Linked DNA regions of Mus musculus: region 1 is linked to region 2. Evidence: chromatin loops called from intact Hi-C (ENCODE). Cell type or tissue: gastrocnemius. All regions are shown on one strand. Links, peaks and the distances in the headings refer to the core of each region. The heading gives the core; the rest is flanking DNA.

Region 1 (11,648 bases), core at 1,815-9,814, 49 kb before region 2:
TCAAAAATCACTTAGTCATGGAAGGTCCTTGGCGGTGAAGCAGTTAGTTAAACTTGGTTGCCAAGAGGAAACAAGGTCGGCAACACATCGTTGTGTGTATTGTTTCTCCTTCCCATCCCTCATTGTCTCAGTCAATTTTATGTTTCTTCATCAAGACACTTGAAGCTGGGCTGACTTTAAAGAAAAGAAGCCCATTTGCCTTCTAATTCTAGAGGTTCAAGAGCAGGGTCCAGTGTCCCAGCAAGGGTTTTGGAGACACCATAAAATGGTAAGGAAATAGAAAGGGGCCATCTGTTTGAGAGGGACCAGGTAATGCTATTGTGGTAAATATTATTTTGGGGGTTTTACTCTACTTAAACCACATAGTTCCCAAATACAAGACAGAAAAGCCTTTATATTTATAATATGCCTTAAAGTATCAGAGCTGGGCAGCTCTCAACCCTCAACTCGACTTTATCTACTTCCGTCTCAATAACCTCAAGATATCACTTGCCATGTTCTACCTGGGCTGTTCCTACTCCAGCAGGCCGGCTCTCATGGCCATGTGCTTACAATCAATCCACCTACCTCACTGCCACTTCTTGTTCCCTTCTCCTTTCTTCTCTTTCCTCATCATCTCTGCCCAAGAACCCCAAGCCCAGGAACCTTTGTTCTGTCTCCTCTCTTCTGTCCAGCCCAGGCTGTAGGCATCTTTATTGACCAATCATGGATAACTTGGGGGTGGGGGTCTGGAGAGGTTTAAAAAGCTGGAATACATGAAGATCTGCCTGTCTTAGAACAATCAGATCTCAGGATACAGAATTTAGTATTTGACTACACAGAGAACCAGAGCAACCTGCTACATACCATGTCAGTCTTGATTCATATCAGTGTTCTCTTGAGCAGTAACTTTTTTCTGCAAGAGCATTATTAATCTCTTCTAAAGGTGGTGCCCTCATGACCTAACCAAGTGCCACTAGACCACACCTCTTAAGGCTCCATTATCTCTCAACCTTGTCTTTCTGCATCCAAGCTTCCGGCCAATGGAACTCATCCCAAACAAAGCAGCCTCCTGTCTCTCGGTATTCAGGAAGCGGTAGAAGGCTGTGGACGAACAAAGGTGACAGAGGACAGAAGCAAAGCAGGAAACAGAGGTGTCACAGATACTCTGCAGCAGAGTTCTCCTTTCTGGAGACCGTTTCCAATCCAAACAGAAGACATAAAGGTCATTGGGACCTCATGAAGACCGGGGTTGATGGCTGATGTGGGCTGAGGGGAAAATGGAAGGTTCAGGAGAAAAGAGCAGAGGCAATAAGTACGCAACCTCTCTTCTGAAGAGAAGTGGAAATCAGAATGGAAGCGAAAGCCGGTGTGTCAGTACAGGCCTGCCTATAGTCTCAGTGCTTGGAAGGCAGACTCTGGAGCATGAGGGACAGTGTGCCACCCTTCATCGTCATCATCATCATCACTATCATCATCATCATCGTCATCATCATCATCATCAACAACAACAACAACAACAACAACAAGCAAGCAAGCAAGCAAACCAAAACCAAATAATAAGAAAAAAGAGGAAAAGAATGCATTGGAAAGGGCGGTGTTTTTTGTTCTAAGGATGAGTATTCTTTCCATGTGTTTATGGAATATTGGGAAGACTAGCTGTGAGAACTGCACAGAAAACCAAGAGACAGTAGAATTAGAGATACAGATGAAGAAATCTTCCAGGATTACATTTATTCCCCATATCAAGGACCTTAAGACAGTAGAGACGGGAATCCTCAAATTCCCATCCCTGTAAGACAGGCTGAGGAAGACGCCCTAACAGGTATGCCAGCTCTAGTGGCAGAGGTGGCATCACGGCTGAGCCACAGCTACAGAACAGGACAAGAACCACCACAGCCTTCTTACCTTATAGACTTCCTGTTCATAGAAGAGCCACAAGAAAGGGCTGGAAAAGGTTGAATGCATCCAACAAACATGCACACACACACACACACACACACACACACACACACACTTGCTGCTTTTTGTTTCATGAAGATATCTTTGCTGTGGACCAGTGGTCACAGTCAGGAACATTTCCTTTCCGAAGCTGTGGGGAAACATTATCTGTTATTAAACTAAGCCACTGTAAGGAGTTCCTGTAGGAGAAATCACACTGTGTGTGTGTGTGTGTGTGTGTGCTCCCCTTAAGTATTACTTTGTCTCCTGGGTCTTTTTGAAGATGTGAAGAGCAACACCTTCCTGTAGGGAGGAGTCCTGGCCAAGTAATTGTTCCCAGGCCTCTGTGAGTCTGTGACCCATTAGAGGAATGTTCTAATGGGCAGTGCCCTTTTGGGCGGTGTTCCTGGAAGCAATGGAGTTCAGAAGTTAATGAGCTAGTTTCTTGGCCTTCATTACTTCGAGGAAGTACCTTGGCCCCTGGCTTGTCAGGGATGCTAGGTTATAAAGTAGCAAGTTTAGAAGCTCTGGCTTGAAGGTAGGTGTGAGTCAGACTCTGGCTCCTCCATTTCCTAGACCAGCGACACAGGGTATTATCAGCGACATTGTCCTTACATACTTCTTAGGAAGATTGTGATTTCACCAAAGTGTCTGGTGCAAATGTGGGCAGGAGTAACAAACATTGCAATCTTTAGAAGGACCTGTTGGCATAAGGTGACGCTCTCAAATATCTAGTGTATTGCTTAGACTCTAGAGAGAGAAGAGAAAGCCATTTGAGATAGGAGGTGAGGCTGGGGACAGAAGGATACCATAGGGAGAATAGGATTTTGGAACTCTGGTTGTTTATTTTATTTATTTATTTTTTCGAAACAGGGTTTCTCTGTGTAGCCCTGGCTGTCCTGGAACTCACTTTGTAGACCAGGCTGGCCTCGAACTCAGAAATCCACCTGCCTCTGCCTCCCAAGTGCTGGGATTAAAGGCATGCGCCACCACGCCCGGCTGGTTGTTTATTTTTATTTTAGATTTATTCATTTTATGTGTATGAGTGCTTTGCTTGTGGGCCTGGTGCTGGTGAAGGTCAGAAGAGGTGTCGGATTCCCTGGAGCTGGAATTATAGGTGGCTGTGAGCTTCCATGCGGGCTTCTGGCAAAAGAACCCAGGCCCTCAGCTAGAGCAATAACTCCCGAGCCATCTCTCCAGCCCTCGGCTAGAGCAATAGCTCCTGAGCCATCTCTCCAGACCTTAGCTAGAGCAATAGCTCCTGAGCCATCTCTCCAGCCTGTGAACTCTGGTTACTGTGGCAGATTTTGGCTCCAATTCCAGTTTAGCTGCTTGGCTTCTTGGGGCCTCATTTTCCCACCTTAAAAATCTGTGTAGTGATACTTGCCTCTTGACACTGTAATAAAGATGGCTCAGTAAAACCCTGAACTCACGGCCTGATGTATGTTAGGCATTCCCCGGAGAAGGGTAGGGCAGGGGTGACTGCGACTCATCATTTGCATGATAGAGGCAGTGTTGCTCAGTGGGCAAGAGGGGCAGCCCACATTCCTGAAATCTCACGAAGCTGGTAATTAGTAATTATCCACTTTGCAAGGGCAGGGTCTGACCCTGCCCAAATCTCAGTTCTGATGAGTCAACAAAGGTTGCTAGGTTTGGCATAACAAGGGCCCCTTTCAAACATATAGAAGTTATTAATAATCTTGGGCTCTAATCTTGGCCACCCCTCCCCCTTTTTTTCATTTTGCTTTGAACCATCCTGCCCCTTGATTAAAAGCAGTCTAGTCTAAATCCTTGTGTTCAAAAATGGCCTTTTAAAAATTCTTCCAATTGTATCACTCAGGCATGGCAAGATCCTTGTTCTCAGCTCCCTCAAAGCTCATGGGACTCGCACCCCACTGTATGCTCCCTGCCAAGATTACTGGAAATTGCTTAAGTGGAGTCGGGTCATGGGGAAAGAATCAGATAAATCAAAAGAGTATGATGCATTCTAGAAGACTTAGATTGAAAAATCTTGAGAAACAAAGTAAGATGATGATGAGGATGAAGATGAAGGTCAGGGCTGGAAGCAGGAAGACGCAGGTAAAGACATAAGATGTGGAGTGTGAGGTTTCAGTGAGGATAGTCCCTCTCCATGAGGGGAGCTGGTACCTCAGGACCACGGGGGGTGTCAGGGAAGAGCATCCTGCTGCTGAAGAAGTCCTGAGTGTCCATGCTAAGGACTGTAACCCATGACCTCTGGAGTGAGCTTTTCAACTGCCTCTGTAGAGGACTGTGCCATCCACGTGGGCACATGCACACACACCCTGGGAAAAGAGGAGGCGAGTGTCCTTTAGAACTTGAGGATCGTGGGAGATGCTAACTGTCGACTTATCTTTATAAGTGGTGTGTTGGAGGGAGGGCATTCATTGAGCTGTTTGAACCTGTTCAAAATAAAAAGATGGGCAGGAAAAGTCATGGGGAAAAAACAGCTGGATAATCTGGTTTTTTTTTTTTTTTTCTTCCAGTGAACATTTTGTCTAGTGAGAAGCACTTTAAGTCTTCTCAAAGAAGCCGGGATGTCCCTCTCTCCCTTCCCGACTCGGGGCTCTGAGCCGACGTAGAAGTCATACTCACGTTAGGAAATGTTCGGTTCTTTACAGTTCTGCTGCTAAAGAGCCGTATGGAGAGGCAGACTGACTTACCTCAAATTTAACTAATCAGGCCGGTTGTGGTGGCACACGCTAGTAGGATTTGCTGATGGAGGCAGAGGCAGGAGGATAACAAGTTTGAGGCCAATCTGGGCTACACATTTAAGAAAAAAATAAGTAAACATACATTTGAGAGGGCAACCATTAAAATATTTCCCAGAAAGTGAAAACCTCTTCTATGAACAGGCTGGTAATGTGTCTATGCAAACTTACTAGGAATCTCATTGGTCTATTCTAGGGCCAAAGAGTTTTGAAAATTTCACCAGGAATTTCCAGGGCATGCCACTTGTTTTTGGACTACACTACATCATTTTCATATCTCATGGAGAATGGGTTGCTTTTCAAGGATGGCTTTGTAAAGGGCAGGCAGGCCTGCATCCCTGTATGTGGACTGGGCTTACTATGTTCTGAGGCAGTTTGAAATCTTAATGGCTTGACTCCTTCGGATCTAATGGTGTCAGATTTAAATCTGACCATATAAAATGTTGGGGGCAAAAAGCAGACCAGTAAACAAACTTATTAATAGCAGTGAAATCCAACAGGGAGGATAGACACACACCAGTCAGTGGGGGTATTAAATTCCTGGGATAAGTTAACATGGATTAAGCAAAACTTTTTATAGTGCAAGTTCTTAGTATCAAATTTTGAAGCACAGCAACATCTAATAATATAATTATAATGATATAATTACTTATATCAACCACTTTTAATAGACTATAAATAATTCTAAAGGGGTGTGTTAAAGAAAAAAACCGATATGCTTAATGTACAGATATTGGGCTCCCATTTGATCGCTAACTTGGGAGGAAAGTCATGCATGCATGCTGGAGCCGACTTTACTGGTGAGGCAAACTTTTACTATTAGCTTATCCATTGTTCTCTTGTACTTCTTGTGTGCTACGCGTATATGCATATACACATGTGTATGCGCATATATGTGGAGGTCAGGGGTCGACATTGGGTGTCATCTTCAGTGGCTCTCCGTCTTAATTTTTGAGTCAAGATCTCACACTGAATTTGGAGTTTGCCAATAAGGCTAGGCTGGTTGGCCAAAGGGACACCAGAGATTCCCTGTCTCCACCTCTCTACAGTTCTCAGGTTATTAACATACAATTGCTTTGCACCTGCTCTGTTTGTTTCAGTGCGTGTGCTGGCGACCTGAGCCCAGTTCTCATGCGTGTGTGACACATTCTTTACTGATGGTGTCATCTCCCCATCTTCCTCTTCTGCTCTTCAGTCATGAGGCATTTCAGTGCAACTCTTGATGTCATTGATGAGGTCATGAGTATAGTAGGCATTCCTACTTCAGCCCACAGACAGGGAATTCCCAAGTATGTCTTTAATGGTTCCTAAAACTTCTCTGGCTAAAGACCCAGGTCACATCACCCAGGCCGTGTTGGCAAGCTTGTATTTAGTGTATTTAGTAGTTTTCTGTTTCTTTCTATCTCTTGGTGACTCACGGAGGGCTTTGATGACCAGGAGAGGTAGAGGAGGTCATTTCACTCTGGGCCTGTCTGTCCTGAAGACAGTTTGATAGTCAACCTCAGACCTTTCTTGTCCCCAGTGGCACGGTCTTAACATCAGCAACTTTTTTTTTTTTTTTTTTTTTTTTTTGGCCACAGGCCCAGGAGGCCAGTTTCTGGGGATAGCGTAGTGCAGAAGTGACACTTCTGATCCTTGCATCAGAATCGACTCTGATAGTCTGGGAGTCAATCATGGCCATACAAGAGAGATCGTTGGTTTCAGATGACCCCAGACTCCAGATAGTCACAGAGGACCAGTTTCCTATCTGAAACCCAGGCTTCGATACTCACATGATGCCTTAGTTAAAGCCATGGTTAATAAGAAATCATGCACCTGGCATAGCTTTGCTTTTGTAAACATTAATAATCAGATAAAATGATCGGATTTAGGGCTAGTTTTATTTATTTATTTTCCTAAAACTCTTCATTCTGAAATGCTATGAGGCTTCAAATAATATTTCTAAGATGGCTTCTTAAAATACTAATTATTTTTTATCCTCTACGCTCTTGCTTGGCCCCACCACCAAATACTCCTGGATAAAGTGATGACCAAGATTGAGATTCGGGTGGGAGGGTGAAGGGCGTGGCTCACACAGCAGCTGAGGCCAATGGTAGTCACAGCTGTGTGGCTCACACAGCAGCATGGCTCACACAGCATCCAAGGATGCTAAGGCTCACTCAGCAGCCGATGACGGTAGTCAGAGTTGCCAACCCAACAGTTAGATTCTTGAGTTAAGACTGGGTGGCTGTTTCTTAGTGCATCTGTGATCCTGGGTGGTTTCCCTCAGTCATAATAGGGGATCATAATTCTACATAGTAATTATTATATAGAATTATATTATTTCTCAATTGTATAGTGTATTAATGCTGTCTGTAGTATACTAATAACATAAGTGTTATGTACTAATATTAATTGCATATGATTAACTTAAGCCTAGTAATGTAACATTTCTTCATTTTACAATTCTAAATTGAAATAATATGGTTAAAACGCCTGGTAAGTGCCCTCTAGATTTAATCATTTTATGGTTATTCTGACGCTCATCTCTGTTCGTGTGATTATTCCTGGCCTCTCCTAGGGGTAGGCTTGCTAGATTTTGCTTTTGATTTGGCGATTATTATTGTTTCTGAGATGGTCTCACTGTGTAATTCAGTCTAACGTTGAACTGAATACATAGATCAGGCAAGCCTCAAACTTGTGGGCAGCCTCCTGTCCCTGCCTTGCACATACCGAGAGTAGAGGCAAACGCCTTACCACTGAGGTATGGTCCAGCTCCCCCTCACAAGTCTCCTCGAGTGGACAGACAGCCTAGACTCTGCAAGCGGCACTTGAGAAGCACTTTACGGTCAAGTGAACACAGTAGAGAGCCCGAGGAGGCCTTGGGGGGACACATGCTCCCTCTCGTATTCTGGGGTCATGGGGACAAAGGCCAGGCACTGACTTCAATACTTTTCTTCACTCTACAGAGCACATACATCCAGTCTGTCGGGCAGGCTGGGAGACATCCTGTAGTTCTTAGTTGGGTTGTCTGCCACTGACTTCTTCCACCCCCTCTTCATCCACCCCCCACCCCCTGTAACACCCATGCCCCAGAGCCCCTGAGATCTGGAAACCCTGGTCCTGTCTCATCCCTGTGAGAGGCAGGCTGCCAGCATCACTGTCCCAGTTTCACAAACAGAACAACCGAGTCACTTTTCTATTGTTGCCACACCGAAGTTACCCAGTGAGTCATTCTAAGTCCTAGAACTGGCTCCTGATTCTTGTTCCTGGCATCACTAACAGAGCCGGATGGATGCCGTCAAAGGCTAAAGAGGATGCTGGCACCGAACCTCTCCGAGGAGAGCAACCTTGCACATGACTGAGTCAAAAGCAAGGATTAACTCTCTTGATACTTGCAGCCTAAGGAAGAGAGGTGTGAGGTGTGTGTGTGTGTGTGTGTGTGTGTGTGTGTGTGTGTGTGTGTGACATCATCATCACTAACACACAGGATTCTTAGTTGGTCTTTAAATGGCTTAAAATGGTCCATACATTTTCTGCTTCCTGCCGTCCTGAATACTATGTGTGTGTGTGTGTGTATGTGTGTGTGTGTGTGTGCATACGCTTGTGTATATGTGTGCAAGAGAGACATCATTACCACCAACAAACCAGATTCTTAGCTGTTCTCAAAATGGTCTATAAATTTACTGCTTCCTATCCCCCCTTAACACTGTGGGTATGTGTATGTTTGTATGTGTGTGTGTGTGTACATTGTGTAAATATATATTGAGACAGAGTCTCACTTGTAGGCTTGGCTGGTCTGTAACTCTCTATGTAGACCAGATTGGCCCTGAACTCACAGAGATCTGCCTGCTTCTGCCTCTTGAATTCTCGGATTAAGAGCATGCCACACCCAGTGACACTAGATTTTTAAATGAACAAAAAGTATCTTATTTGCAAGTGAGGCAATGGACATTATCTTATAACAGAATCAGTTATGTGAATGTGAATCTGAGAGGAGGCTAAATTTATTTCCTTCTTTTTTTTTTTTTTTCACAAAAGAATCCTCAAAGTAACTGGCAGAGGGGAGAAAAATGAGCTCACTTTTGCTATAAAATTAGAAACACAAACCATTCCAAACACAAGCTGTTCATGCTTAACTAGAGGATACTTCGTATGTTCCATTTTCTGCATGGCTTAGAATTTCCTCACTCCCTGCCCTCCTCTTCCTCCTCCTCCTCCTCCTCCTCTTCCTCCTCTTCCTTTTGTATCTGTCTTATTTTCCTTTGTATGACACCCGATTCTAAGCGTGGATTGCCTCTGGCTCCCATCTAAGCCAAGAAGCTGAAGATCTACCCTCCCACAGTAACCCTGGAACTAAATAGCTGCAGCCTTAATTTGGAGGCCAGTAAAACTTTTATGTATTAAAGTTGTGATTTTATCCTTTCCTTCATAGCTATAGAAAGAAGAGCAAGCTTTAGAAGGCAGAACAGGAGCGCTTTGAGAATCCAGATACTCCCAAAGCTGCCTTTCTGAAAATGATGACCCACACACACCAAGCCTCAGTTACCATGGAGAACTCCTCAGTCACAATCCCTGGAGGTAGGGACCCTGGAATCTCAGGACTAAAAAATCCGAAGGATCTACCTAAGTACAGGCAGATCTTCCTGTAGTGGGCAGCAGTTTATGCAGAGGCCCGGGGCTGGCTAAAGGTTGGAGATATACCTGAGGTTCAGCCTTAAATGGGGTGTCTGTGCCAATCCCTCCCCAGTGAGGCTTACGGATGCCTCAGTAGAGTACGTAGAAGGGAAGGAAGAGCTGGAGGATGGGGAGGAGTGCTCCCAAGGGTTATATTGGCACTTGTGGACACACTGTAGCCATGATTACCTGTATAAGTCCTGTACGAGGTCAAGCCAACAAGACCATTGACCATTAACTGGACTCAGCATGTTATAGAACAAATGAACCCAAACCTAAACTACTTGAAGGTGGTAGGGAGATGTGTGGGGGTTGGGTGGATGTGATCAAATAGATATTCTAAAACCAAAATGGAATGGAATAGAAGCAGGAGATACGTGTTCAGAGGGTGGCCGTAGATAACCGCCAGGGCTCTCTGAAGCCTTCCGATGCTCATATAGAGGGTGATGCCGGGCCCCATGCATTTTCCTGAGGGACATCCTTAAACAGTCCCTGACTCCATAAAAAGTTAAGAGCCAGTAGATAATGTCAAATAAGTGTGGGCTAAAGGGGAAGCCGACATGACTCATTCGTAAACTACAGCAACAGCAACATTTTTAAAACTGTAAGTTAAGCCAAGGTTATCACCCTGCATCTACAAATCTTTAGAAATCGTGTGGGTTGTCAAATTTCTGTAGAAAATTCAGGAATTCTATGTCTTACTAGGCATAGGCACGCTAGCCAGAAAGAAAACATAAACATAAACATATTCTTACAGCCAACCAAGAAAATATCAACTCTCAAAACATCAAAAAACAAAACAAGACAAAAAAAACCCACAAAAACTCCAAAACCAAAAACCAAAAAACCCCAAAACCAAACCAAACCAAACCAAACCAAACCAAACCAAATACCTTTAATAACAACTCTTGGATAAATGAATATAATATGTTAAAAATATTTTAGATGCATTGACAATGATTATAAAAAGTTGGAAGCAACCTTAATATCCACCAATTTTGGAATAAAATATAGTAAGATCAATACTAGATCACCATAAAGCAATTACAAGAAACTATCTAAATTCATACATTAATAATAATGCAAATAAGGCAGCTAATATTTTTATGGTATTAACCAGCGCTTTTCTAAGGGCTTTGCCTACATCAACAGTAAGTGGGAACTCAAAACGATACGGAGTGTGAATATATGATAAGTGTAAAAACATTGTGATGCTACGTGTGTTTTAAGGCACAGACTATACTGTGGCTTACTGAGGCCTGTATGAGGTAGAAGCCTAAAACTGGGATGGCATAATGTTCCCAGCATTCCCTGACAGAGCATTTTCGGGTGACACTGCAGTCTTCTTCAGCATCTTCAAGAGACTTAGCAGAACTTTGAGGATACCCTCACACAAAAAAAAACCATTTGGCAAGACAAGAAAACCCAAATGCAGATACTGCAGACAAAGCCTTGGGGAATGAGACAGGGCAAGCTAGGATTCATGAAGGTGGGAAGGTTTGTGGTACAAGCAAAACTTAAGTCCACAGGACAGAAGGAGTCCCACTGTCTGGAGGACTCAGCTGTAACTTCCTGCGGAAGGATGTCAGTGTGGGAGGGGGAAACCCACAATGGAGAGGGACCCACATATATATAGGAGCAGGCCAAGCTCCACAATGAGATTCCCTGAAGCCACCTGTGGCTTGCTGGTTTCAGCCATCCTTTCCTGAGAGGAAGCGGGAAGACATTGGCCTGCCTGACAGGACATCTGGAAGGCTCATCGGGCTAGGGACATGTGGTAAAGCTCTTCCGTTACAAACTATAACCAGAGAGGAAATGACTAACTGACACTCTTTGACCCTGAGGAGTTGAGAGGAATTATGTGTGGAATGCCAGTTACCAAGGTCTGGGAGCTGCGAGCCACAACAAAGTCTTCTCAGAATTCATGATATCCCAGGGAAAGGGATTTGGGGCTGTCTGGCCCTCAACTTCAGGTTGGAAAACACAAAGTATGAAATTAGTGGTGTGAGTATGGCAAGTGCCTTTTCTTTCAGCCCCCAGTAAAGAACAGGTTTAAGAGAAATAGAATTTGAGCCAGTCCAGGAATTCTTCTTCAAACACGTTTCCAGTTTACAACTCTTCTTGCCTATTCCTCTGACCTCTTGTAGGATGCGATTTTATCACCAAGGATCTCCAGGTTTAGTCAGCTCCTTCTCAGTCCACCCCAACCCACTCCACAAAGACTCCTCATTCTCCATAACGATGATCCCCACCCATTTCTCATTGCTTCCTCTGTCGGAATGACTTCTGTCTGACCCTGCTTCGCCTGGAAAAGTCTCACCATCCTCTTGGACTCCTCTGCAG
Region 2 (11,648 bases), core at 2,083-10,082:
CTCAGCCCTGTTGGCCTTCAGAAGGTGTTGACAGTGGACTGGGGTCTACAGGGAGAAGCAGTATCAATGGGGTGGAGAAATGCTTAATTTGCAAGATGGTTTAAAGGTTTAAGGTCATGATTTTAAATACAGAAGGTTCTGGAATAATTGAGATGAACCTCACAGCTGTAACTTGGGGGACCGTATGAAGGTAATTATGCTTGAGTAAGAGCATGCAGTGACATCAGGACACAAACCCACTAATTCTTGTAACTTGACAGAAAGAAAGAACTCTTCTCCCCTGACTGTTGCTTCCTTTACTTGCTCTTTCTTTGAAGAAAGTTGTCACTTCCTTGTGTCACTTCCTCTCGCCCTTTAATGTAAATTGCTCTTCCTATCTGCAGTTGGTTTCTCCACCAACCTGTGCGAATGCTTTGTGCCTCGTTCTGTATGCCTTCTCCTTCTAGCTGCGTGTCTAACAAAGTCTGCATCGAAACAAAAGAAAGTGTGAAAGCTCAAGATGAAAGGGAGATGAAACTGAATTTTACTCATTTCTACAACTGTGAGCAGTTCTATTGTGACCCGTATTAGAAGTGTGGCACCTGATCGTAGCATAAGGCTGGGAGGGAATTCTAATCAAGGGTTTGAACTAAAAGGACAATAAGTGTTCTGGCTTAAATACTGTGTTCTGTTGTGAGTCACTGGTTAAGTTCAGTTATGGCACGGGAGGGAACCATCTGTTAGTGCTGAATCTGGACAAGCATGTTAAATCCCTTTGCACTTGGTCTGAATGTAGCAGCTATTTGGCTCTGATCATTGGACTTGGCCGTTTGTGTTTACTTGAGGTGATGGGACTACTCTGACACATATAAGGCTGTATATTTAGCTTTCAACAGGCAATATTTTTGTTCAGTAATCTGAGAATTTCTTAGGAGTGTAAAAATTGATTTAGGAAGGAAATTCAAGTGTGTGTAATGGCTTATTCTTGTAATCCCAGCATTTGGCAGGCTGAAACAGGAGGGTCATTGTGAGTTTGGAAGACCTGGCTACAGAGTGAGACCTCATTACAAAAACAAAACAAAAAAACCCAAAACAACAAAAGCTAAAACACACAGGGAAAAGGAAAATGAAAAGTCAATAACTCAGTAAGATCATTCAGTGGAGATGATGTTTATGTTGTGTAAACCTGGATCAAATTATTTATTTAGCAAAAATTTATTGCAAACTGTCTGTCTTCAGGCACTCCTAACCATGCCAAGCATACATGCATAGATAGATGAGGTAAATAAAGGCCCCAAACACCACAACCTACTTCCTATTGATAGAAGAAAGAAAGCAACAGAAGAAAGCTCATGATCTATAGAAGAAGAGAGGGATGAAAATAAAGTTGAGGTTAAATCACCTCATCTCCCTTGCCTCTTTTCAAGATGGTTCCCCAGGTCTTTCAGGGACCTAAGGGCAAAATAAGGTGAACTTGAAGTCTCTGAGGATTTATCTGATGATGAGATTAAACGTTTTGAGAGTAAAGATGATAGATAAGATTTAAACTGGAACTTGGGGCTGTCACTTTGAGTCATTGTCGATGAAGATACTGCCCAGTATCAACCATTAAGTAATCAAAGTTATCACAGTGTGCTTTAGAAGGGCGTCCACACCAGCGACTCTCAGAAGCATCCACGGCTCCCTCCCTCGGTAAGAACCAGGCAAATACCTGTCATCTCAAATTATGAAATCTAGAACACTTTTGGTCCAAACATTTCAAATAAATGACATTAAATCTGCATTTTTTAAAAAAAATGTTCAACTCTTTGGGAATAGAGTTTAGGTACAGGTTGGGTGAATCATTCTCATTTGGAGTGAGTAAGTTTAAAAGGATACCATGTGTCATTTCTACTTTTAGGAAATGCCTCGGGAATGACAATTGTAACAAGAATGGTGAACTTTGCCTTATGGCCCTGTAGTGCTTCAGGCACACTGGCAATGGGTTCCTTAGCTAATCTAGACGAGAGGGATTGAATCATTGTTTGTCTAGTCTCCGCTTGTAGCCACATTAAAATTTTCATCTACATCCTTACATCCTATGTCCCTGAAGTGATGCCCACTGTGGGTAAAATGGGTTTCCTTCTATGGATTTGGGGGCTGACTATAATGAAGTCTTTCTGAATTTGACAGCTGCCCTTTAAACGCCCTCCCGTGGTTTCGCTTGAGCTCTTCTGCTCATGTCATGTTCCATGAGGAAGGAGCGTTTCAGAAAGCTCTCGTTCCAAAGAGGATGTGCAGTAATTGCAAATGAGGCTTTAACTCCAGCCAAGCCCACACGGTTGCACTTACCTATAGGCCTCCACGAGAGAGGTAAATGCTTACTGCTTCGATCTGTAGCTGTGGATGTTTGGCTAGGCACATCCTCATCACTCACCGCCTTATCTTACTGTACCCTCTGCTGGGCATCCTTCCCCACGCCCCCTCTTTGCCCAGCTTAACTCCTGCTTCTGCTTCAGCACTTGTTTAAGTATCTTGCATGCAGGGAAGATAATGAAGAGCAGAATAACTCTGAATTCACACCCTGTGTGCCCTCATTTGTAATGGTTATCACATTTATAATTTGCTCCGTGCCATCTAACCGGAACATCTGCTGCTTAGGGGACAGTGGGTTGTTCATGTATTAGTTCACATGGCTAACATAAAGTGGTTCTAAGAGCTGAAAAGTTTTGTTTTGTTATTGTTGTTGTTGTTATTGTTTAACATAATGCTGTTCTGTTCCATAATTGAAAGAAATTCAACTTTTTCAGTTTCATTTTCTCAGCAACCCAAACATCATCATAAAAACACTCAGATCCTAGAAACAGTGAAGGTTAACCATTAACCATCAGTATCACTGTAAGGATGGCCACACATAGGCACACAGAAGGCACCTGATAGCTACCTAGGTACCCGATAGCTTTTATTACAATTACAAAGATATTCACTCTATATCTTTGTCTTTAAGTGATAATTTGGCAAGTCATGAAAGGGGAAAAATTACACTGTGTTGTATATGATTGTAATTTATAGATTTCAAAGTATTGTGATTGTTTACATACAATCTAGATTCTATTTAGAAGCAGTTTAAGGTAAAGTTCAGCTGTGAAGAATAGGTTTTTGCAAGCCACATATGGTTGCTTCATAAATTTCTCATTTGGTGATTGTCCTCTTAAAATAAAATAGCTAGGAGGTGGTGGCACACACCTTTAATCACAGCAGTGGAAGGCAGAGGTAGGCAGATCTTGTGAGTTTGAGGCTAGCCTGTTCTACAGAGTGAGTAACAGGATAGCCAGGGCTATAGGGCAAAGCCCTGTCTTGAAACACAAACCAACCAACCAAACAAACAAAGGAAGGAGATAAAAGATTTACTATTTTCAAAAACAGTTCTTATTTTTTCAGTCACTATTTTCGTTATCAAAATATAGTTGTCAATGCTTTATGAATAGCTTTGCTACAGGTTCTATTTCATTTAGATTTTGTTGTGTTTTTTTTTCTTCTTCTTCTTCTTCTTTCTGAAGAGCTGTCTCAGCCATTAAGAGAATGAACTGCTCTTCCATAAGACCCAAGTTCAATTCCCAGCACCCATGTCAGGCAGCTCACAACTGCCTGTGCATCCAGTTTCAGGGAATCTGATGCATCGAGTTGCTGCAAACCCTTTTGGTCCCTTATCTGTGTGGAACGGGTCTCTTGTCACAGGTGGGCAAGGAGTCGGTGGGAATTGACAGACAGACTGGACACAAGGGAGTGTGGATCTGAATGTAATGTCAGATCGAGCATCAAACTTTTTATACAGAAGAAAATAGGGAAGTTGGGTGACACACAGGCAAGGTACAAAGAGGTTACTGGATTCTTACACAAAACAGAGGAATGCAAACACGGAAGGACTGGCAGGAACCAACTGGGGTAAAACTCAGTGTTAATAACTGGGGTCAAAAACAGCTCCACCTAAGGTCCACTTAATCTTAGAAGTCAGGGGCAAGGGCTTCGTGCCCTTGCCATAGTTCCTACTCTATTGTATAGTCCACCTTCCCTGTAGGCCATTGTAAATACTTGTGTATGGGTGTAACTCAGCTACCTATAGTTCTAAGTATCTACTCTGGTTCCTCTTTAGGTCACAAACTTCCTTCTTCCTAGATAATGGTAAATTTCTGTGTAGGGCAGTGACTTAGCTATCCATGCCCATGGTCGGATCAAGGACTGCCTAGAGTCTAACTTAGCTATGTCAAAATATCAATCCTTAGGAGCACTTGTAATAAAGCAATATTAAGGGAAAGCACACAGATCTGTTTACCAACTAAAGCAAGGACATTGGAGCATTCTTTATACAGGATGTCACGATTCCAGGAGACTAAGTTTCCGTGAACTTTTTGCCTCGGGACAGCACCTAGGTTTTCAGGGCCTGTCGCGCTTTCACTACTGGAGCATCGAGTCTCCATGGACAGCATGTCTGCACTCAAAGGCACACACCACATAGGCACACACTTAGACAAATGGTTAAAAGATGCAAAAAAAATTTTTTTTAAACTCAAAATGAAAAAAAATCAACCTATCTCAATATAGAAAATTAGAAAAATGCAGGTAAGCATTTAAAGAAGGGAAATGTAAATTTCTGTAATTTATGTCATCCATAGGGAGTCCTATAGAGTCTCCCTAAAACTTCATTAACATGCATTGTTTCACAGTGATGGAGTTAAGTCAGACTTTCCTCTTTTGGAGTTGGTTTTTCACTTAATTATCACATATGTGATATGTCAATAAATACTCATTGATTTATGTAATGTGTGTGTGTGTGTGTGTGTGTGTGTGTTTGCCTGTGTGAGTTTCTAGTACAGAGTGTGTGTAGCAGCCTATGCAGGCTCAAAGAGGGCACCAGATTACTCAGAAGTAGAATGGTTCCTAACCACTGAGCCATCCCTCCAGTCCCGAACAGTAGTCATCTTTTATGAAGGGACGATGGCAGCATCACTTGCTCAAGCTATCCTTGTTGGAAGTTTAACATTTTTCACTTAACCCCATTGTTCGTGATGCTGCTGGGCATACGTGGAGCGATACAAAGACTTCACTCAGGCCTTGGGAAGCAGTCATTTATTGGTGTGTAGTAGTTCAGAGCACAGCAGACTGTTATCTAAGCAACCTGCTACTTCTCTTGCATTGTTACTGAGTTCAGGACCCTGTTGGAAGATGGACAGGTGGTAGCAGGACTACACCGGGACAAGAACTTTTGAGAAAAGACATGCACATCTTCTTAATAGTAAATCTACAAACCAGGTCCCATGAACTTACACGGGACTCCATATAACAGATGGCAAAAGTGGAGAATTCTGAAAAGGAAGCCAGGGAGACAAAACAAAGTCCAGAAGCCTGTCCTTCTCATCCTCTGCGCCTACAGTGGCCATCTAGGCTTTGATGACGCATTCCCCCACCTCCCCTTCATTATCTTTCCATCATGTCACAGATGCAGGCCTGGGAAGGCTGACTCAGGGCCTTATGGTCCTGTGATGAGCTAGTAGCTCAGGGGCTGAGCATTTGTGTCTTGGACCACAAACAAGGATGCTTTTCATGTTCTTATAATTCTCCATACTAGTGGAGATAACCGTAATTGTTAAGACTAGAGACTAGGACAGCTAGCAGCAATATGATTCTCCCCAGAGACAGTACAGAGGCACCTGCTAGCCATTCAGCACATGTAGAATGTCTCCAGTAGCAATAAATTCTTCTCTCTACCTCAGGGTGATCTAAGTATGACTGCTTACTGATTAATTTTTCTTGGTAGAGAGCAAGGGAATTTCAAAGGAAAGATGCTACCAATTAGAATACTTTCTTTCTTTCTTTCTTTCTTTCTTTCTTTCTTTCTTTCTTTCTTTCTTTCCTTTCTTTCTTTCTTTCTTTCAAGATATATATATATATATATATATATATATATATTTATTTATTTATTTATTTATTATATGTAAGTACACTGTAGCTGTCTTTAGACACTCCAGAAGAGGGAGTCAGATCTTGTTACGGATGGTTGTGAGCCACCATGTGGTTGCTGGGATTTGAACTCAGGACCTCTAGAAGAGCAGTCAATGCTCTTAACCACTGAGCCTTCTCTCCAACCCCTAGAATACTTTCTTATCTTCTGCTGTGCAAATGGAGGAAAGGAGGTTTGGTTCTTTTGAAGGACCTACTGGTAGACACAGTACATTTGGGGGCAGCATTCACGACAGGGTTTCTCTTTGTATATAGCCATGGCTGTCCTGGAACTTCCTCTGTAGAGCATGCTGGCCTTGAACTCAGAGATCCACCTGTCTCTGCCTCCCAAGTGCTAAGATTAAAGGTGTGTGTCACCACCACCTGCTGACAAGTATATTCTTTTTGTTTGTTTGTTTGTTTGTTTTTGTTTTTGTTTTTTTGGTTTTTCGAGACTGGGTTTTTCTGTAGCCCTGGCTGTCCTGGAACTCACTCTGTAGACCAGGCTGGCCTCGAACTCAGAAATCCGCCTGCCTCTGCCTCCCAAGTGCTGGGATTAAAGGCGTGCGCCACCACGCCCGGCTCGACAAGTATAATCTTTATTGGAAAGTCTACATTCATGAAATCCTTGACTAGAGGTGATGTTAGACTGGGTCACACCTTGTGTGTATCTTACTAGACAGTTAATAAAATTATTAGCACAATGAGTTAAGAAATAAAAAGACATCATTACAATGTATGTTAGTTTGTACAACACTTAGAAAATATCTGAGACAATCAATTTATAAGGAGGAATGGTTATAATTGCTCATGGTTTTGGAAGTTTCTGTTCAAGGCCAGTTGACCCATTCACTTTTTGGCCTGTGGTGGAGGAGCACCACAGGGCATGCAGAATGTGGTTTAGCAAGTGATCACCATATATTGGTCAGGAAACGGAAGAGGCAAGGCCTGGAGTTCCAGAACCCCTATTAAGGGCACCTGTCAATAACCAAAACATTTCCCACCAGCCCTTACCTCTTAAAGCTGCCGCCACCTTCCAATAACACCAGGCCAGAGACCAAGCCTTTAATACGTTGTAGACCAAAGTTATAACACATTGAAAACGTTATGCTTTCATCGTAACCTTAATACACATAACTGCATTTAGAAGCCTTCACTATAATAAGTTCACTGGCAATGGTCTAAAGCCAGTTTTAACCTAACCCACTTCTGTGAGACCTCATTGCTCATTTCCAAACTTGGATTGTGAAATCATCTTCACAATCTTTTACCATATTTTAACACTGGTGAGTTTTTCCAAAACATCTCAGTAAAAAATATTATTTTGTACCATTATAATAATTCACTCTTTCTATTCCTATGCCATTATGTAATTTTAGTGACACGTAACTACAACATGAAGAATTCTGGAGTTGAAAAGACACAGAACTCAACTTGCAGGAGCAGAAGTGTGTGGCTGAGGTGGAGTGGATGTGGCACTCTGGGTGGGTGACTTGAGTGGGAACTCAAGGCTCATTGACGTCTCTCCATAGCTTGTATGCACAGCCTGAGGGGATAATACTCATTTTTGAAAGATAAAACCCACACGGGGCATTATGTTGGTGACTAAGAAGGTTGACACTTGGGAACAGTTCATATTTTGAGTTTGGGGATCAGATAACCATCCTGTAAATCAGTGGTTCTCAAGCTTCCTGACACAGTGACCCTTTAATACAGTTCCTCAGGCTGTGGTGGTCCCCAACCATACCATTATCTCAGTTGCTACTCCATAACTGCAATTTTGCTGCTGTTCTGGACTGTAATGTAAATATGTGATATGCAGGATATCTGATAGGCAACCCTTGTGAAAGGGTTATTCAACCCCCAAAGGGGTTGCCTCCCACGTGTTGGGGGCCACTGCTGCCATGCATGATGCTCATACAGCGCCTCTGCTTTAAATATCCCTCCTCAGGCAGGAATCAACCCTTGGTCTCTGTGATGGTAGCACATTCAGAAGGTTTGCGTCAGAGGCAATGAAACTGGTTAACTTTAGTTGCGCACACATCTTTCTGGAATGGAGGTCAGCTATTTTATCCACAGTGAATGAGACCAACGCATCACCGAACGTGAGGAAACATCTAATTCGGCCACTTTATGCTATGAAATAAGATCTTGGTCTTGGTCAGAGATCTTTGATCGTGTTACAGGAATAGTTCCGGTTATTTTTACCCATTGCTGCACAGATGTATTCATTTGCTTTTACATGCGCTTAAGACTAATGCCTGAACGGACAGGTGTGAGGATAGAAGTTGGCTAAATATAAACTTGTACAAGTTCATGAGTTCAACAAGCAGGCCCCCTAAAAAAACAAAAAAAAAAAAACAAAAAAAACCCTCCCACCCAAGAAGAATCTTCTAGCACAAATGACCGATGCCCTGTGAGTAATCCTTGTTCCTGCTCTACCACATACGGCTGCTTTAGTTTTATTTAAAGGTGATTTTTAAAAAAAGATTTATTTATTTATTTATTATATGTAAATACACTGTAGCTGTTTCAGACACTCCAGAAGAGGGCATCAGATCTCATTACAGATGGTTGTGAGCCACCATGTGGTTGCTGGGATTTGAACTCAGGACCTTCAGAAGAATAGTCAGTGCTCTTAACCGTAAGCCATCTCTTCAGCCCTTGTGGTTTTTTTTTTTTTTTTTTTTAAGCTGGTAAGAGATTAAATAAAACTCACCACCTCTGTAATGCTTCTCTGGTCTGAAGTCTGTTTTCCCCTTTATTAAAAGCTCAACTTCACAACGTTGAGGATTTAAAAGAGAATCTATATTACATTCTTCTTGAGAATTCTTATTTTTCTCGTTAACAAACAAATCCCAAAAAAGCAAACCTCTTGTGAGCTACCTCACAGTAAATCTTGTTATAAATCATGAGCCACCTCAAAGGAAACCAGGGGCCCAATGGAAGGTGATGGATCTGGAGCCGCCCACTTTCATTGATCTCTCTCAGGGTTGTGTGAGCACTCTACTTGGTTACTGTATCGTATTCTGCTACTCAGTTTTCTGGAATGCATTTGAGAAAGGCTTCTGATTTCTGTTGTCCTCTTCTGCCGTATTTCTACCCTTCTTGTGGGAGATGGTTGAAGCAATGGTAGCCCAGACTTGCCTCTAACTGCTATGTAGCCAGGGATATACTTGAACTCCTGACCGAGATTATAAGCTTATAGCACCACAGCTGGCAATTCTTTCCCTTGAGCATCTTAACATCTTCCTATGTGCATTTCCTGTCCTGTTAATATTCTGCACAGTTCTGAGGAACAGCAGCAGCGAGAGGGACAGTCCCTAAGTGATTCCTGAAGTGAAAGGCAAGTATTTATAAGAAAACTCCTTGCTTGTTAGAAACAGATACATACCCAAATTGTCCTAATGCCAGTCTTCTAAGAAGTAAGAAAATTACCTGCTTATTTGTCTGCCCAAGTGTCCTACAGTGCATTGAAGAGGCGTTGATATCCACAGGTGGATTGTAGAGGTTGATTATAGAGAACAGTAGACCAAGCTTGGGTTTCCTTTATTATTCACAAATAATGTCGTTTTTTAAATAGGCTATCTTTGCATAACTAAGAAGAAGTTGATTTACTTAGTTTTTCCTTCTGGGAAAAAATGGAGTAGCAATATTATTTTTACTGTGGTTCTGGTTTCCCACTACCCAGTCTCAAGTAGCCTAGCCTAGCCTCTGTCTCCCTCTATAGCAGGGGGTAAACCTGACTCTTGATCCTCCTCCCTCTTCCTCCCAAGTGCCAAGATGGCAGGCATTCATCGCAACACTGGGCACATTGTAGCTTCTAATTGTTTAAATAAGTTCAACCAGATAAAGGTTGTTGCTGCATTGGCCACGTTAGTAAAATCGTTCTGATGATCATTCCCCATCATTCTCTCATAGAATCATCATTTTTTTTTCTCATAGAACTGACTCACTTACCTAAGCTGACCAAACTTCCTCTTTCACCATGGACCCAAATATGTAATAGCACTACAGCCCCAGTCCAGCACAGGAAACTCAGAACTTTTAACATCAGATAGTACCACTTTCTTGAAACTAAGAGGACTATATCAGATTGCCATTTTCAGGATAGCATGAGATTTAAATTAAAATTCACTTTTCATGCTGTTTGAGTAAATCAGTTTTACATACTTTGACCCAGTATGTCAGTCAATCATTATGAGAAAATCTGAAATTTAAAAGACGCAAATATAATTTTCTTTTTAGTTAAGTAGATGTTTAAAGCCTGTCATGATGAGTATTATTTATAAAATGGGCTCAGTACCCATTCTTTCTGTACATGGGGTGTTTGTAAAATACAAACAGTGTGATGATCAAGGATGCTCTTTTAAAAACTGTAAACTTGTGGCTTAAAAATAAAATTCAGGGCTAAAGAAATGGCTCAGTAGGAAAGGGCTTGCTTTCCAAGAGTGAGGACCCAAGCTTGGATCTCCAGCCTTCATGCTCATCTCTAATCCCAGCACTGGAGATGGGCAGAAAAGACACGGGGTATCAACCTGTGACATCCACAGGCATATATATATATATATATACATATACATATATACATACACACACACATATATATGCACACATACACATATATATATGTACATAAATTTACATATAGACACATACATATACATATATATGCATATATACACACACAAATATATATATATATATATATATATATATATATATATACACATACACACATACATTGTAATTTGTAGTCTGCACATGACCACATGAATAAGTATATGTACTTTATGAATATATGCCCACACACAGAAAGGGAGAGAGAAAGGAAGATCTGAATAGATGGAAACATATCCTATGTCTTTGAAATGCAAATATATTCATTTCCCTCAAAAGTGATCTATAAATACAATGTAATTTTAGAAAAATTATGGCAGTTTTTAAAAATCTCCATGTGCTTATTTAAAATTTATATGAAGGAATGACACTAAGTCTACTTTAAAATGGAGAAACAGAAAAGAGGGACTCACCCTCCCACACAAACTAGCTTGGAACTGGTAAATAGACAAATAGACCCAAGGAAAAGTACCCGAAGCCAGAAATAGCACCAAGTTTATGTGAGAGCCTGTTCTATAATATGGTACCATATTACAGGATGAAGGATGGATTGCCTCAAGCCATTGCGATGAGAATACTATGCCAAAACCATTGATCTGTTTGTCTTCTCACAATGACAGAATTTACTGAATAACAATCAACTCACAACCTACACACTGGTTTTGTTAGTTGACATTTGTCAAATAGTTCCAATATCCCTTGATAGTCAGCTGTTGGCAAACAGTTTCTTTTATTTCAATCTAAATGACTAATGATTGATGGCTTAGTGGGTAGAAGTGCTTGCAATGCAAGCATAAGAACTGGAGTTCAAATCCCCAGACTGATATTAACTCTCAGGTCACACACTGTACATCATCCCTTAATTGTATCTCTCTATACTCAATACAAAGAGCTACATAAGTGCTGGGGAGAATGCAGGGCTCAGAGAGTTCAAAGAGACCTTCGCGCAGTCAGGCAGCATTAGAATACTGATATACATGCAGAGCTGCTGTGGGTGGTTAGATAATATTCTAATAAATCTGCTTGGGGGAGTTCCTGGAAGGTGGCCCTGTCCAGCTAGACTTCAGGGTGAA

The links. A loop is a pair of places that touch in the nucleus more often than their neighbours do. Peaks named below come from ENCODE experiments on the same cell type or tissue, not always from the same donor. Only the 100,000 strongest peaks of a DNase experiment are listed, where the experiment ranks them.
Region 1: a loop joins it to region 2, with 2.5 times the contacts of the local background. A loop is called at or near these places in 3 of 42 quality-filtered maps.

What each region holds. Positions count from the first base shown.
Region 1 is chr10:95,697,186-95,708,833 of GRCm38, forward strand. No RefSeq gene overlaps it. Among named protein-coding and RNA genes, the nearest start is that of Gm47708, 27 kb to the right of the region's middle. In gastrocnemius, for the core only: no CTCF peak of the experiment used is centred there; no DNase peak of the experiment used is centred there; H3K27ac peaks cover 7,145 bases.
Region 2 is chr10:95,745,692-95,757,339 of GRCm38, forward strand. No RefSeq gene overlaps it. Among named protein-coding and RNA genes, the nearest start is that of Gm47708, 21 kb to the left of the region's middle. In gastrocnemius, for the core only: no CTCF peak of the experiment used is centred there; no DNase peak of the experiment used is centred there; H3K27ac peaks cover 1,713 bases.